Regions from separate parts of the Homo sapiens genome. Here region 2 is linked to region 1. Evidence: chromatin contacts called from ENCODE Hi-C or POLR2A ChIA-PET data. All regions are on one chromosome and are shown on one strand. Each heading gives the region's core, a stretch centred on a gene start or an enhancer-like site at or near the end of the contact. The rest is flanking DNA. Distances are from core to core; before and after follow the strand shown. Region 1 overlaps RCSD1 (RCSD domain containing 1). Region 2 has its middle 76 kb from the start of MPZL1.

Region 1 (6,552 bases), core at 3,923-6,422:
AGACAAAAACCTAATGTCTCCGGGACTGGACATGTAAAAAATCTTATTCAAACCAAGTGGTTATGTAGGCCTCCTGTAACAAGGCAGAAACGAACTGGCCATTTCCAGCATCACTGACTTACTCTGTGTGTCTTGGTGACAAATGGTACATGAGAATAAATGGTGTCCTGGGGTGCATCTTGGCCTCTTCAGGGAACCTGGGGGCACCTCAATGGAGGGACAGCCACGGTAAACTGATGACCACACTGGAGGCAAGACTCACCGCCAGTAACAATAACAACCACCCTTCCAAAGCATTTGCAATGAGCCAGGCCTTGTCCCAGCCCTCTGGGTATATAGCAAATCATTTAATCCACAAAACAACTGATGAGGGATGTGCTACAGCCATCCTTGTCAAGGCACAGAAAGGCTAAGCCATTTGCCCCAGGTCCCCAGGCTGGTAAGAGATGGAGCAAGTCAGTGCTTGAATCCAGGCAGTTTGGCTCCCATCCACTGTGCTATCTGCTCTCGTGTCACTTACTTATTAATTCCACAAATATTTACTGAGCGCTTCTTTACCCATGGCACTCAAGTAGGGAACAAAAGACACATATATATGTGTTTCAAGTTCAATAAAGGGCATTTGCTCACCCTTGTTCAGGAGGTAAGGAGACTCGTACACTGTCGCAGACGTTGCCCTTTGCCGGTGGGGTCCTTGAGGAATGAGAAAATTGGACCTGTACTGCCTCTGACATCCCAGGGCACCCCTCCAGGACAGAACCAGGTTTTGTTTGTCTCCAGGTCCCCAAAGCCACACCCCGGGCCAAGAGCATTGTAGATATTCACTAAATGTGATTGACCGAATTTTTTAAGTCCTTGAATGCAGGAGCCAGTTGGATAATGCTGTTAAAATACCTCACTGTCACAGCATTCCTGCTTGCAGCCACAAAACAGGTGCCTTGCATGGCATCTGGTACCCATTTGCTGATTAACTGTTTCTTCTTCTCCATTTGCCAGGAAAGACCGGCAGAGACCAATGCCAATGTGGACAACTCGGCGTCCCCCTCGGTGGCCCAGCTGGCCGGGCGGTTTAGGGAGCAGGCGGCTGCAGCCAAGGAGGTGAGTCAGGCCGCTTCAGAGCAGCCTCTTCAGCAGCGGGCAGGAGGAAAGGGAAATCTGGTCAGGCCCAGCGGAGAGGGAGGGAGGAGGCTTGGTAGTTACCAAATTAGGAAGAGAAGCCAGGGGCTGGAGGGGTTTCTCTGAATGTGAGGAATGTCTCACTGCTGCTGTGCCTGGACAGAATCTGTCCCCACCAGGGTGAGGCTTGCACTCTGGCCAGGAGGAATCAGACACAGGGCAGAGATGGGCATCTGTATCCATTTCCATCTTGATCATCCACCTATACAGACTTAGATCTCACACAGCTGTGCCAGGCCTGGACTGTGTCAGAATAAAGAAGTTCCTACAGCCAGCTCCTGCCCTGTAGCCAGAGCAAGGCAAGGCTGGGGCAGACTCCAAATCGAGAATTGAGAAAGAAGAGAGGGCTTGAAGGAAAGCACATTCAGATAGGAAACCAGGGATCAGGAAGGAAGAGCGTCCGGTGACCAGTAGAGGAAAGTGTGACAAGGGAGGGTCTTAACTTTGGAGAGATTTGGGCTAGATTTTCTTGAGTCAAGCAGTGTGAGAAGCTCATTAGAAGTGAGATGAGGGGGCCGGGCACGGTGGCTCACGCCTGTAATTTCAGCACTTTGGGAGGCCGAGGCAGGCAGATCACTTAAGGTTGGGAGTTCGCGACCAGCCTGACCAACATGGAGAAACCCCGTCTCCACTAAAAATACAAAATTGGCCGGGCGTGGTGGCACATGCCTGTAAGCCCAGCTACTCAGGAGGCTGAGGCAGGAGAATCGCTTGAACCCAGGAGGTGGAGGTTTCAGTGAGCCGAGATGGTAACATTGCACTCCAGCCCGGGCAACAAGAGCGAAACTCAGTCTCAAAATAAATAAATACAAACAAGTGAGATGAGGGAAGGGTGCCCCAAGGTGGAGAGAAATCTATCGTGGCCCCTTGGGGCAAGTGAGTACTTATTTGCCTTGCATTTTTAGGTGCACTATTTCGGGGTTTTGTTTTCCCATCTGAAAGATCAGGTTCATAATTTCTAGACAGTACAGGCATGTCATAAAGGATAAAGAAGATAGCATTGATCTCAGGTGCTGGCACTGCCTGAAAACTGAATGTGATTCAGGTCGGTGAATCTCAAGTAAAAGTGGATATTCTAGCAGGAAAGGAAATGGAGTGGAGAGGGTGAAAGTCAAAATGGGTAGATGGTAAATAGAATTAATTTAAATAGTAAGCAGGCTGTCCCAAAGACACGCAGTTCCCTTCCTCCATTCTTAAATATTCCTACACTTCCCTAACATCCTAACATTCCTAAATCCCTAAACCTTCCTGAAACCAGTTTCCATTTCCTTGCTCTTCCTCCCTGTTGCCTGATCAGTGCTCTCTTTTTCTCTGTGTGTCTGTCTGTCGCCCTCCCTCCAGACACCAGCCAGTAAACCAACCCGAAGGAAACCGCCCTGTTCCCTCCCCCTGTTCCCCCCCAAGGTAGACCTGGGCCAGAATGGTGAGGAGGTAAGTGCTGCTGTTGGGGCTCAGAGGATGCTGTGATGGGTTTTCTTTCCTCTTCTTGAGGAAAGTTTGGAGGAGGGGGCACCAAACTCATACTTTAAAGCTCAGACTCTGTGCAGGGAATTTCTCCATTTCAGAGTGAATCTCCTCTTAAATGTTTCCTGAATCGTTTACTTTGGAAACTAGGCTCCTCCCTGCTCCCTTTTACTGAGGCTCCTTTATGATTTGTCAAGGACACGAACACTATTTTCCAAGCCTGAGAATTTTAGCAAAGAGAATGGGTCATATATTATTAACAGACCCAATTCAGGAGCCAGGAAAGTTCTGTTTTATTCCCAGATCTGACTTAGGTGATCTTGGAATAAGGTGTGGAGAAGGTACCTGGAAAGGGGGCTACACTTACATAGGGCAGGACGGAAGCATGAGAAAACCCCGTGATTCTGCAGTATCCTTGTAAAGCCTGGCTATTGTTCAAGATCACTGGAAGAAAACCAGAGCGCACAGGAGGCCTCGTTGCCCTCAGATATAAATAGCCAACGTTACCAACATAATAAAGGCTCTGGTATCATAGATCATAGCCAGTAATAGGTTCTTAGCCTGCATATTCTCCTATCTTTATTTATCTAATTGTAGCTGCAGGAGTGCCTTCTCCACACCTTATGCCAGCAACCCATGAACCTTCACTGTGGTCATAGTCTGTGCCAGAAATGGATTTGTATGTTCTGTCATCTCACCTGGGAGGCCAACCCCAAAATACAGCAAGCAAGCCAAAGACAATGTCATTCCCAAATTCCACTTCAACAACCTCTTTATTCTCCCCTTCTTTTTTGGGGACCAGCATCCTGACAATAGCCATTAGGTGCCCTATGTGAACTTGGGCAAGCATCTTAATGCCTACATTTTCTCATCTATAAAGTGAAACAGCTGAAATAGATCAATGGTTTTCAAGCCTTTTTGTCAACCTAAGGCTTATAAACAGAAGCCCACAAGATAAAGCAGAAACTCATCGCTGCCCCAGGCCAAGTGAGATGGGGGAGGGGAGGCCTGGAGCCCCAAATGCTCTCAGAATACTCTCTCCCCACTGACCAAGGGTCTTATTCTTGGATGAGAACCCCAAGGAGCACAGTTTAAAAACACTGAGGTTTTCCTTGGGTCTCTTCAAGTGCCAACAATATGATTCTGTGGCTTTATGGGGTCATCAGCCAGTGCTGTGACCAAACACATACCAACAACCTCTCTTTCCAGAGAATCAACTTCTCCTTGTAACCTTCAACCTCTGGGCTCAGTGTCTCCACTGCTATGCAATGGGTTGAGGTTATGGCCACTCAGAGCTTAATGTGAGACTGCCCCCTGATAGCCTGGGCTTGGCCCAGGAGAAGTCACCACACCATACCGAATCATTTTTCTTATTTGTGAAATTGAGGACAAAATCACTAACCAGATAGATCAGGGAGGCTGGCTAGGGAAGTTTTATCCCCTAGAGTAAAAGCAGAGGGAGTTAGGCTAGTGATTGGGTTAAACAGCTCCATCCTGGCAGCTCTGTGGAAATGCATTCACAGGTTTCACCCCATGGGGCACATCACCCAGAAGTTAAATGGCTTATAATGGCCAAGGGCTGGTTAAGTCCAAGGGCGGATTTTAGAAAATCCTGCCTGGAGTGACAGGCTGCTCGCACATTGAAAGGACACTACCTCCAGGGATCAATGACTTTTCGTGGCCTTGAAATTCACATAGAAGCAGGGCGTAGTGGCTCACGCCTGTAATCCCAGCACTTTGAGAGGCCGAGGTGGGCGGATCACGAGGTCAGGAGATTGAGACCATCCTGGCTAACACGGTGAAACCCCGTCTCTACTAAAAATACAAAAAATTAGCAGGCGTGGTGGCAGGCGCCTGTAGTCCCAGCTACTCGAGAGGCTTAGGCAGGAGAATGGCGTGAACCCCGGAGGCGGAGCTTGCAGTGAGCCTAGATCGCGCCACCGCACTCCAGCCTGGGTGACACAGCAAGACTCCGTCTCAAAAAAAAAAAAAAAAGAAAAGAAATTCACATAGAAATAAAATGAGCAGCCTGCTTTGTCTGGCAGGGCTAATTGGAGGCTGCTGTCCACATTTCTCCTTCCATACTCCTGTAGCTCAGCCTGCAGAGGCTCTAATGCTGGAAACCTTGGGGGCCTGCAGGGAGGGACCCGGTCAGGCTACCCCTCGGTTCCCAATGCACAGTGCCAGGAAGGGTCATTTCATCCCTGCCCCGCTATGCTTGCTCAGGTCTGAGACAGTGGGGTCAGCCCCCTGACAGCACCTGCTGACTGCAGGGCCCCTCCTGATGGCAGGGTGACCAAGAGTTACCCCTCTCTGGAAGAACCAGCTGAAGTTGGGTGTTTAATGCAGCCACAGATCCTGCCTCCTATACTCAGAAAAGGCTGAAAAGCATTCCCATCTGGAAATTAGTCCGTAGTTTCTAGACGTGGTAATAATGTCATGTAAATACAGCTATATATATACATATACAGGGATGGAAGGCTGGTTTTTCTCCACCGGATTGTTAGTCTCAGCCGCTTGCCTGAAGCCCCTTGTTAAACCGTAAGGGAAATGATGCCACCTGCTGTCATTTCCAGGAACTGCACTAGAGGCTATTTTGGATTCTTTCTGCTTTGCAATTCAAATCAATAGGGTTTTATGGAGCATCAGCTGGGTCCCCAGTACTATACTGTGTTTAAGGGGCAGGGTCCACTGAATTTCCACAGACTTCAGAAATCAGTGGTCAGCTGGGGAAGAGAAGAACTAATAATATTACATGAAGTGAGCTTTATCAGCAAAATTGTTGCTGCAGTTTCTAAAAGTTTCTCTGAAAACCCCAGCCCGTGTGAAATTTCCCTGTAAAGCACAGAAACCAAGGGCACTTCCATTGGGGCTGGAAGCTCTTTATACTCATCCTAGATAAAAAGCTCCTTGAAAGACTGCTATAGGAACATACCCGACAGTGAAGACACATGGAGGCAGAGGCAGCAGGAGTCCTTAGAATCATTTATTCCCGCCCAGCTGCATCTTGGTAGAGGAGGCTGAGGCCAAGGGCTTCGTCTGGCTCCTGCCAAAACTAGAATTAGAAGGAGTGGGGATCCTGTAAGTCCAGCCCATGCTCTCCCTTGGTGTTGGGCTGTAAAAAGATCACGAGGAGTTCAGTTGGGTGAGCCTCCCTCCTTCCATCACTAAAACACAATCATCTCACATTATAAATATCTCAGAATCTTCCTAAGAGATCAGTGTAGTTCTTCTTATTGTTCAGGAAAATTAGTACATGGGGTCAAGGAGCAGGTCATACACATTGGTCTCCACACTATGGGGAGATCCCTCCTCTGCCTTGGCCTCTGTCCAACCACATGGAAGTCATCCTCTTCCTTTTCTTCATCATCATCATCCTATCACTGTCACCATTCTCACATGTTTGTGGGGATTTTACGCAAAACACAGAGTTAATATTTTTACATGATATGGATCCCGAAGGCAGACAAGATTCCTGGCATTCATTCATCACAAAAATATCTACAACTAACAGAGAGTACGTATGATTATGTAACACATGCATCAGCCACGGACTGCTCCTGCCACCGAGACTGAATCATGCTCATCTTTGTATGACCCACACAATGTCTGGGACGTAGTAAATACTCAGTAAATGTTTACTTGGTTAAAAAGAATATTCAGGCTGGGCGTGGTGGCTCACGCCTGTAATCCCAGCACTTTGGGAGGTGGGTGGATCACCTGAGGTCAGGAGTTCGAGACCAACCTGGCCAACATGGTGAAACCCTGTCTCTACTAAAAATACAAAAACTAGCCAGGCATGGTGGTGCATGCCTGTAATTCCAGCTACTTGGGAGGCAGAGACAGGAGAATTGCTTGAACCCAGGAGGCGAAGGTTGCAGTGAGCCGAGATTGCGCCATTGCACTCCAGAT
Region 2 (6,572 bases), core at 1,397-3,896, 110 kb after region 1:
TCATACTGAAAATTGCTTAAAACGTTCTGGTTGTTCCTTGAAGACATTAAAAGAATAGATCCTATTAATGCCCCATAGGTTATTTGATCCTTTTGGAAATGAAAAGATTGACTGATGATTGATTGAATTTTCTGCTTTTTATTAAATTGGTGAGATGGCAAAAAAAGAAAAATGTAAACATATACAAAAGAAGAGAGAATAGTAAAATCAACCTGCATACACTTATTATCTTCAATACTTATTTTATCCAGCCCCTTTTTTCTTTTTTCCTCTTTTCTGAATTATTTTAAAACAAATCCCAAAATCATGTAAGTGCACCCCTACATTCTTCACTGTGCATCTTTTAAAAATGTGGACATTTTCTTACATAATCACAATATCTTGTCACATTTAACAAAAACCTGTCCTAAAACACATTTTTTACAAACAAAATCCTTGGTTTTATATATTATTACCCAGTTAATATTCAAGTTTCCCTTGTCTTAAAAAATGGCATTTTACAAGTGGTTTCTTCCAGTCAGGATCCAAACATAGTTCTGGTAAAGTTTTTTTTTTTTTTTTTTTTTTGCCTATTTTTAAACCCAAAATGGGATCATGGTGCTCTGCAGTTTGCTTTCTTCCCTTAGCATTATGGCAGAGAAGTTTCAGCATGAAGAACTAGGTCATTAGATAATAGCACCTGCAGGACTTTGTCTTTTGTAGATGCGCCGGAATATTTTAAACCATTTCTTTTTTTCTTTCTATTTTAAACAGAGTTTCACTCTTGTTGCCCAGGCTGGAGTGCAATGGCGTGATCTCAGCTCACCACAACCTCCACCTCCCAAGTTCAAGCGATTCTCCTGCCTCAGCCTCCCAAGCTGGGATTACAGGCATGCGTCACCATGCCCTGCTAATTTGGTATTTTTAGTAGAGACAGGGTTTCTCCATGTTGGTCAGGCTGGTCTCAAACTCCCAACTTAAGGTGATCCGCCCACCTCGGTCTCCCAAAGTGCTGGGATTACAGGCATAAGCCACCGCAGCCAGCCTTTGCATTTTAAACCATTTCTGATCTTCTGGATAGGTTGTTTCCAGTTGTTTTGTTATTGGCTATTACAAGTAGTGCTGTAATTGTCATTTGCCTTCATGAGCTATTAAGGAAGAAAAGCCAAATAATTTGCAGGCTCAGAGAAGCAACACAGAATCAGTCACGTCCTTGGCCTTGGAAATGGGATCTAATATCTGAGAGCGATGAAAGTGGCTCACAAGCTCCCCTGCCCTCCTCACATCCTTCCTAAAGCCATCAGGAGCTGGCCACAGAGCACACTGGCTGCTCTCAAGTTTGACTGAGTCTTGGGTTGTTAGAAAAACAACTGGGAGTGGAAGGCAGGAGGGAGCTCTAGAATCCACGGGAGACCTGGCTGTGTTTGCAAAGAAGAAAACATAGACGTAAAGCCCAAAGGGGTCCGTAGGGAACTGCTGCTTCCAGCTTCCATTTCCTCCTGCAAACAGGATGTGAAGCTATTGTCCCTTCTTGGCTCAGGCTTTTGGATTTGTTTGTCCATCCATTTCTTCACTGTGGCCTTTGTGGAGCTGGCCTTTAGTGTTGCAGAATATAAGGAAGGGCTGGGTTTGTTTGTTTGTTTGTCTTTTAAAATCTCCCTACCTCTGTGAAGAGGATGTGGTGCAGATTTGCTTTCAAGCCTTGCCCTCCGTGCTGTGGGGCTGACAAAATTCTGGTTACTTTGCCCTTCAGGGCATTAAATGATTTCAGGTATTTATACCTGAGTCACTGCTCTGCTATGGGAGCGGGGGATAGAACAGCTAAAAACCATCTTAAGGCCTGAGGTTTCTCATTCTGTGATAAGGACTCCAAGGAAACTGAATTTCAATACTAGAGTACATTGTTGGTTCTTTCTCTGCCTTTGAATAGAATTATTTTTTAAATTACAAAGTTTCTTTTAAAAGAAAGAACTTTTAAATATATTTTGTAGGGAATCTCTTAGAAGGTACAATAGATTCATAGGAATGTGGAACATTTGGCCGGGTGCAGTGGCTCATGCCTGTAATCCCAACAATTTGGGAGGCCGAGGCAGGCGGATCACTTGAGGTCAGGAGTTAAAGACCAGCCTGGTCAACATGGTGAAACCCCATCTCTACTAAAAATACAAAAAATTAGCCGGGGGCGGTGGCATGCTCCTGTAGTCCCAGCTACTCGGGAGGCTGAGCGGGGAGAAGGGGAGAATCACTTGAACCCAGGAGGTGGAGGTTGCAGTGAGCTGAGATCGTGCCATTGTACTCCAGCCTGGGCAACAAGCGAGACTCCGTCTCAAAAAAAAAAAAAAAAAAAAAAAAAAGAATGTGGAACATTTTACAAAATCTCGTCCATGATCTTGCCGGCCCAGCAGAATCCCAGATGTTTGTCTATAACGCGTCTGGATGTTCCTATCTGAGAAAAAGCCTTAGTCTTTTACTTGTAAGCTATTCCTGAAGAAGGTTGCCTCAGCAGGGGAAAACTTTCTGAAAAGCTTGATCAAGTACCTGGGTCCCAAGAATGTCAAGCATCTGTGGAACACACAGTTCCCAGCAGCCAGCAAGTCCCACACTGCTCAGTGTCCTGCAGCCAAGGAAGCTGAACTGAGCTCATGGGGTTACAGGAAGATGAAACAACACTGCCTCACTGGCAAGGAGATCACACTGCTGAGTGCTGCCTGAGTCCCTCTGACACACCAGGCTCTTGGAGAGGAGGTCGTGGTAATCATTTAATGCTGACTAATTGAGGTTGAGCAAGAGAGAAAAATACCCGAGGGAGATACATGAAATAAACTTAGGAGGAGAGCTTGTACTTGGCTGGAAATAACTGGCCTTCTTCCATATCCTCTCTAAAAAATACCATAAGAGAAAGTAAAAAATTTGTGGTTTCTATTGTAAATTGTGTTGATTCAAATTAATTTCAAGCTTTTAGATTGTAGTTCTATGGCTACCCATCACACCTCCTCCTCCCATCAGTAGGCATGCCATTAAAGTCACGGCAAAATGCAGGTTCTTCTGGTAGAGGCAGAGAGGTCATATGAAGGAGGATAGAGAAATAGGAGCAGCTTAGCCAATGTAGTACCTGTGCATTAGACTAATATCTAATCTGTTACTAAGCACTAAATTGATATCCTGGAATCACAAGAATTGGATAACTACATATTGATAAAAGGGTTTGCCTCTCCAGCCTGATATATTTTCTCTTATATATTAGTACCTCTCTTCTCATCCAAGTTGATATCATTCTGTGCTATAGAAACATCTCAGTTCAACCTTCGGTGGCTTTGTTTTGGCATGTTAAGGTTAATGGAGATAGGCACAGACCTACACTGTACTACATGGCAGCCACTGGCTACATGTGGCCATTTAATTTTGTTTGTTTGTTTGTTTGTTTTAGACAGGGGATTCTGCTGGGCCGGCAAGATCTTGGACAAGGTTTTGTAAAATGTTCCACATTCTTTTTTTTTTTTTTTGAGATGGAGTCTCGCTCTGTCACCCAGGCTGGAGTACAATGGCACGATCTCGGCTCACTGCAACCTCCACCTCCTGGGTTCAAGTGATTCTCCCCTCTCAGCCTCCCGAGTAGCTGGGACTACAGGTGTGTGCCGCCACGCCCGGCTAATTTTTTGTATTTTTAGTAGAGATGGGGTTTCACCACGTTGACCAGGCTGGTCTTGAACTCCTGACCTCAAGTGATCCACCTGCCTCGGCCTCCCAAAGTACTGGGATTACAGGCATGAGCCACCACACCCGACCCTACTTTTTTTTTTTAATGAAAGAGATGGGGCCTCACTCTGTTGCCCAGGCTTGAGTGCAATGGTGCAATCACAGCTCACTACAGCCTCAAACTCCTGGGTTCGAGCAGTCCTCCCGCCTCAGCCTCCTGAGAGCTGGGACTACAGATGCATGCCACCACACCTGACTAATTTTTTTTTAATTAATTTTTTGTAGAGACTGGATCTTGCTCTGTTGCCCAGGCTGGTCTTGAGCTTCTGGGCTCAATCAGTCCTCCTGCCTCAATGTCCTAAAGTGCTGGGATTAGCCTTGGCAACATGGTGATGTTCTCAAACCAAACTGAGGGTCAGGCTGCTATGTCTCGCAGCCCAATAATGAGATGCAGATGAACTGGGGAGGAAGAGAGTTTTTATTTCTGTAACCAGTTACAGGGAGAAGGCCTGGAAATTATTGCCAGAACAACTCAAAATTACGAAGTTTTTCAGAGTGTATATACCTTCAAGCTATATGTCTGTGTGTAAGTGTGCATTAATCTAAAGACATAAGTGATTAACTTCTTTTAATCTATGACTAAGGTCTGAGTCCTGAAGACCTTCTTCTGGAGCCTCAGTAAATTTACTTAATGTAAATAGGTGTAGGTGCTGGGGTGATTACCCTTATCTTGTCTCCTGTTAAATCATAAAGGTTTGGGGAGTTCCTTTAGATCCCAGTAAACTTGTTTGTGGAGGCCTGGGGAGTTTCTTCAGACCCCCAATAAAACTTGTTTAATCGTAAAAGGGTCCTGTTAAGAATTCCTTCATTATCTTGTCATGCTTCAAGGCCCAGGAAAAGCCTAGGCACAACTCTTGGTGGGCTCTTTGTTACATTCCGCCCTTTGTATAAGGGCACTGGCTCAATCAGCTTTAATGTTTAACCTAGCTACTCAGTCAGAGCTGGGACAGTTGTAATGGAGGCCTGCGTTAGTGAGACCTGGCTTGCCACAGTGATACCCTGTCTCTACAAAAAAAAATACATAAAAAAATAGCCGGGTGTGGTGGCACATGCCTGTAGTCCCAACTGCTCAGGATGCTCAGGTGGGGGGGCTGCTTCAGCCCAGGAAGCGGAGGCTATAGTGAGCCGTGATTGTGCCACTGCACTGAAGCCTGGGTGACTGAGAGAGACCCCATCTCAAAAAAAAAAAAAAAAAAAAAAAGTGCTGGGATTACAGGCATGAGCCACCGCACCCAGCTAAACTTAATTAAAATTAATAACATTTAAAATTTATATCTCTAGTCACATTACCATACTGCAAGTGTTCAGTGGCTACATGTGTGTCTTGTGACTACCATATTGATCAGTGCAGATACAGAACATTTCCTTCATTGCAGAAAGTTCTATTGGATGACACTGGTGCAGACCACACAGGGGTTGGCAACGTTTTAGATAGTTGTGTCAGGTTATATGCACACAAGCTCAGAATCCTCCATAGCCTTTTTTTTTTCATGGTGGGGATGGGGGTACCCCCCACAGCAGTGGTCTGGTGGCTGACACTTTCTCGTGGATAGACAGCATACACTCTTTACTCACTCAATATAATTTATAGCCTATGATGTCCCACACATTGCAAAGTGCTACAATGCATCTGAGAACAAGATAGAGCTTGCTGAAGGTCTTCTAAGCTTTGACCTTATGCCAAGTTCTGGGATATAAAGATGAGGGCTGGCTGGGCGTGATGGCTCACGCCTGTAATCCCAGCACTTTGAGAAGCCGAAGTGGGAGGATTGCTTGAGCCCAGGAGTTTGAGACCAACCTGGGCTACATAATGAGGCCTCTATCTCTAGAAAGAATTTAAAAATTAGCCCCAGCTACTCAGGGATAGTGGGTGGTGGGGGCTGGGGGCAAGGGCGGGAGGGTAAGATGGGAGGATCACTTGAGCCTGGGAGGTCAAGGCTGCAGTAAGCTATAATCATTGTGCCGCTGCACTTCAGACAAAACGAGACCCTGTCTCCAAAAACTAAAAATAAATTAGAAATAAAGATAAGAGCAACAGAATCCCTGCCATTGATGAGCTCAAAGAGGAGACAGCCCCAAACAGCAGCAGTCCTGGAAGAGCCTGGGGGAAAAACAGGGACCAACTGATAAACCCAACCCATAGCAGTCAGAAGCAGGCGCTTTGAGGCAGAAGCATGTGAAAGACTCTGGCACAGACATTCCAGCTGGAGCAACGAGTCACAAGGGTTCAGGGTAGGAGAGTGGGGCCAATGTGGTTGCAGTATGGGGATTTGGGTTGAGCCAGACCTTAAAAGCCCACCTTCCAGGCTAAGAAATCAGTATGTATCCTGAAGGCCAGATTTGAAGTAGAGTGATAAATGGGGATTGGTATTTTAGCAAGCTTATCCTACCAATGGCTGAAAATCTGAAATCAGATGGAAATTTGAAATCAGGAGGCCACTTAATTATGTGGCCATTCCAGAGCTCAGTCAGAGATGAAGGAAATGGTTTTTCAGCAGCAATGGGAATAAGAGGATAGGAGGGGTGTAAGAAATATGTAGGAAGATGTTCAAGAGCATTGGCAAAATATGACTGGCTCTGGGATTGGAGGAGTCTTGACCGCAGGGGCTGGTACCATTAACAGATAGGAAACGTCATGAGCGGACAACCGGGGAAAGGTTGGGGTTCGGAGTGCAGCAGGAGGGACAAACATAACAGTCCATTTAGCAAGTAACGAGAACCATGCAAATGCTTGAAATTGTTCAGTCCTTAGTTTACTTAGCCTCTCTGAATGTGTTTGTTAATTTTGAGCATCCTCCTTAAAAAGTCCACCTCTGATTTCAATATGTTCTTCCTCC

Evidence for each region. A loop is a pair of places that touch in the nucleus more often than their neighbours do. ChIA-PET counts read pairs that join two places held with the same protein, here RNA polymerase II (POLR2A). Pooled maps may share reads with other maps.
Region 2: a loop to region 1 is called in a pooled map, with 4 times the contacts of the local background. The contact joins two enhancer-like sites. A Hi-C loop is called at or near these places in 3 of 168 maps with a recorded cell type or tissue (CD4-positive, alpha-beta memory T cell, HepG2 and PC-3), 1 of 37 single-sample maps with no recorded cell type and 16 of 50 pooled maps. POLR2A ChIA-PET finds 5 or more read pairs at or near these places in 4 of 52 experiments (BJ, OCI-LY7, Panc1 and 1 more).

The regions. Positions count from the first base shown.
Region 1 is chr1:167,682,904-167,689,455 of GRCh38, forward strand. It overlaps RCSD1 (RCSD domain containing 1), which reads left to right. Exons shown (of 7, transcript NM_052862.4): 2 at 997-1,098; 3 at 2,518-2,607. Among named protein-coding and RNA genes, the nearest start is that of TRP-CGG1-1, 29 kb to the right of the region's middle. RefSeq lists enhancers at 4,940-5,119, 6,347-6,552. Within about 2 kb of position 5,173, at least 7 of the 41 ENCODE cell types and tissues checked have a DNase peak (open chromatin) inside an H3K27ac peak, as active enhancers do.
Region 2 is chr1:167,794,550-167,801,121 of GRCh38, forward strand. No RefSeq gene overlaps it. Among named protein-coding and RNA genes, the nearest start is that of MPZL1, 76 kb to the left of the region's middle. Within about 2 kb of position 2,647, at least 26 of the 41 ENCODE cell types and tissues checked have a DNase peak (open chromatin) inside an H3K27ac peak, as active enhancers do.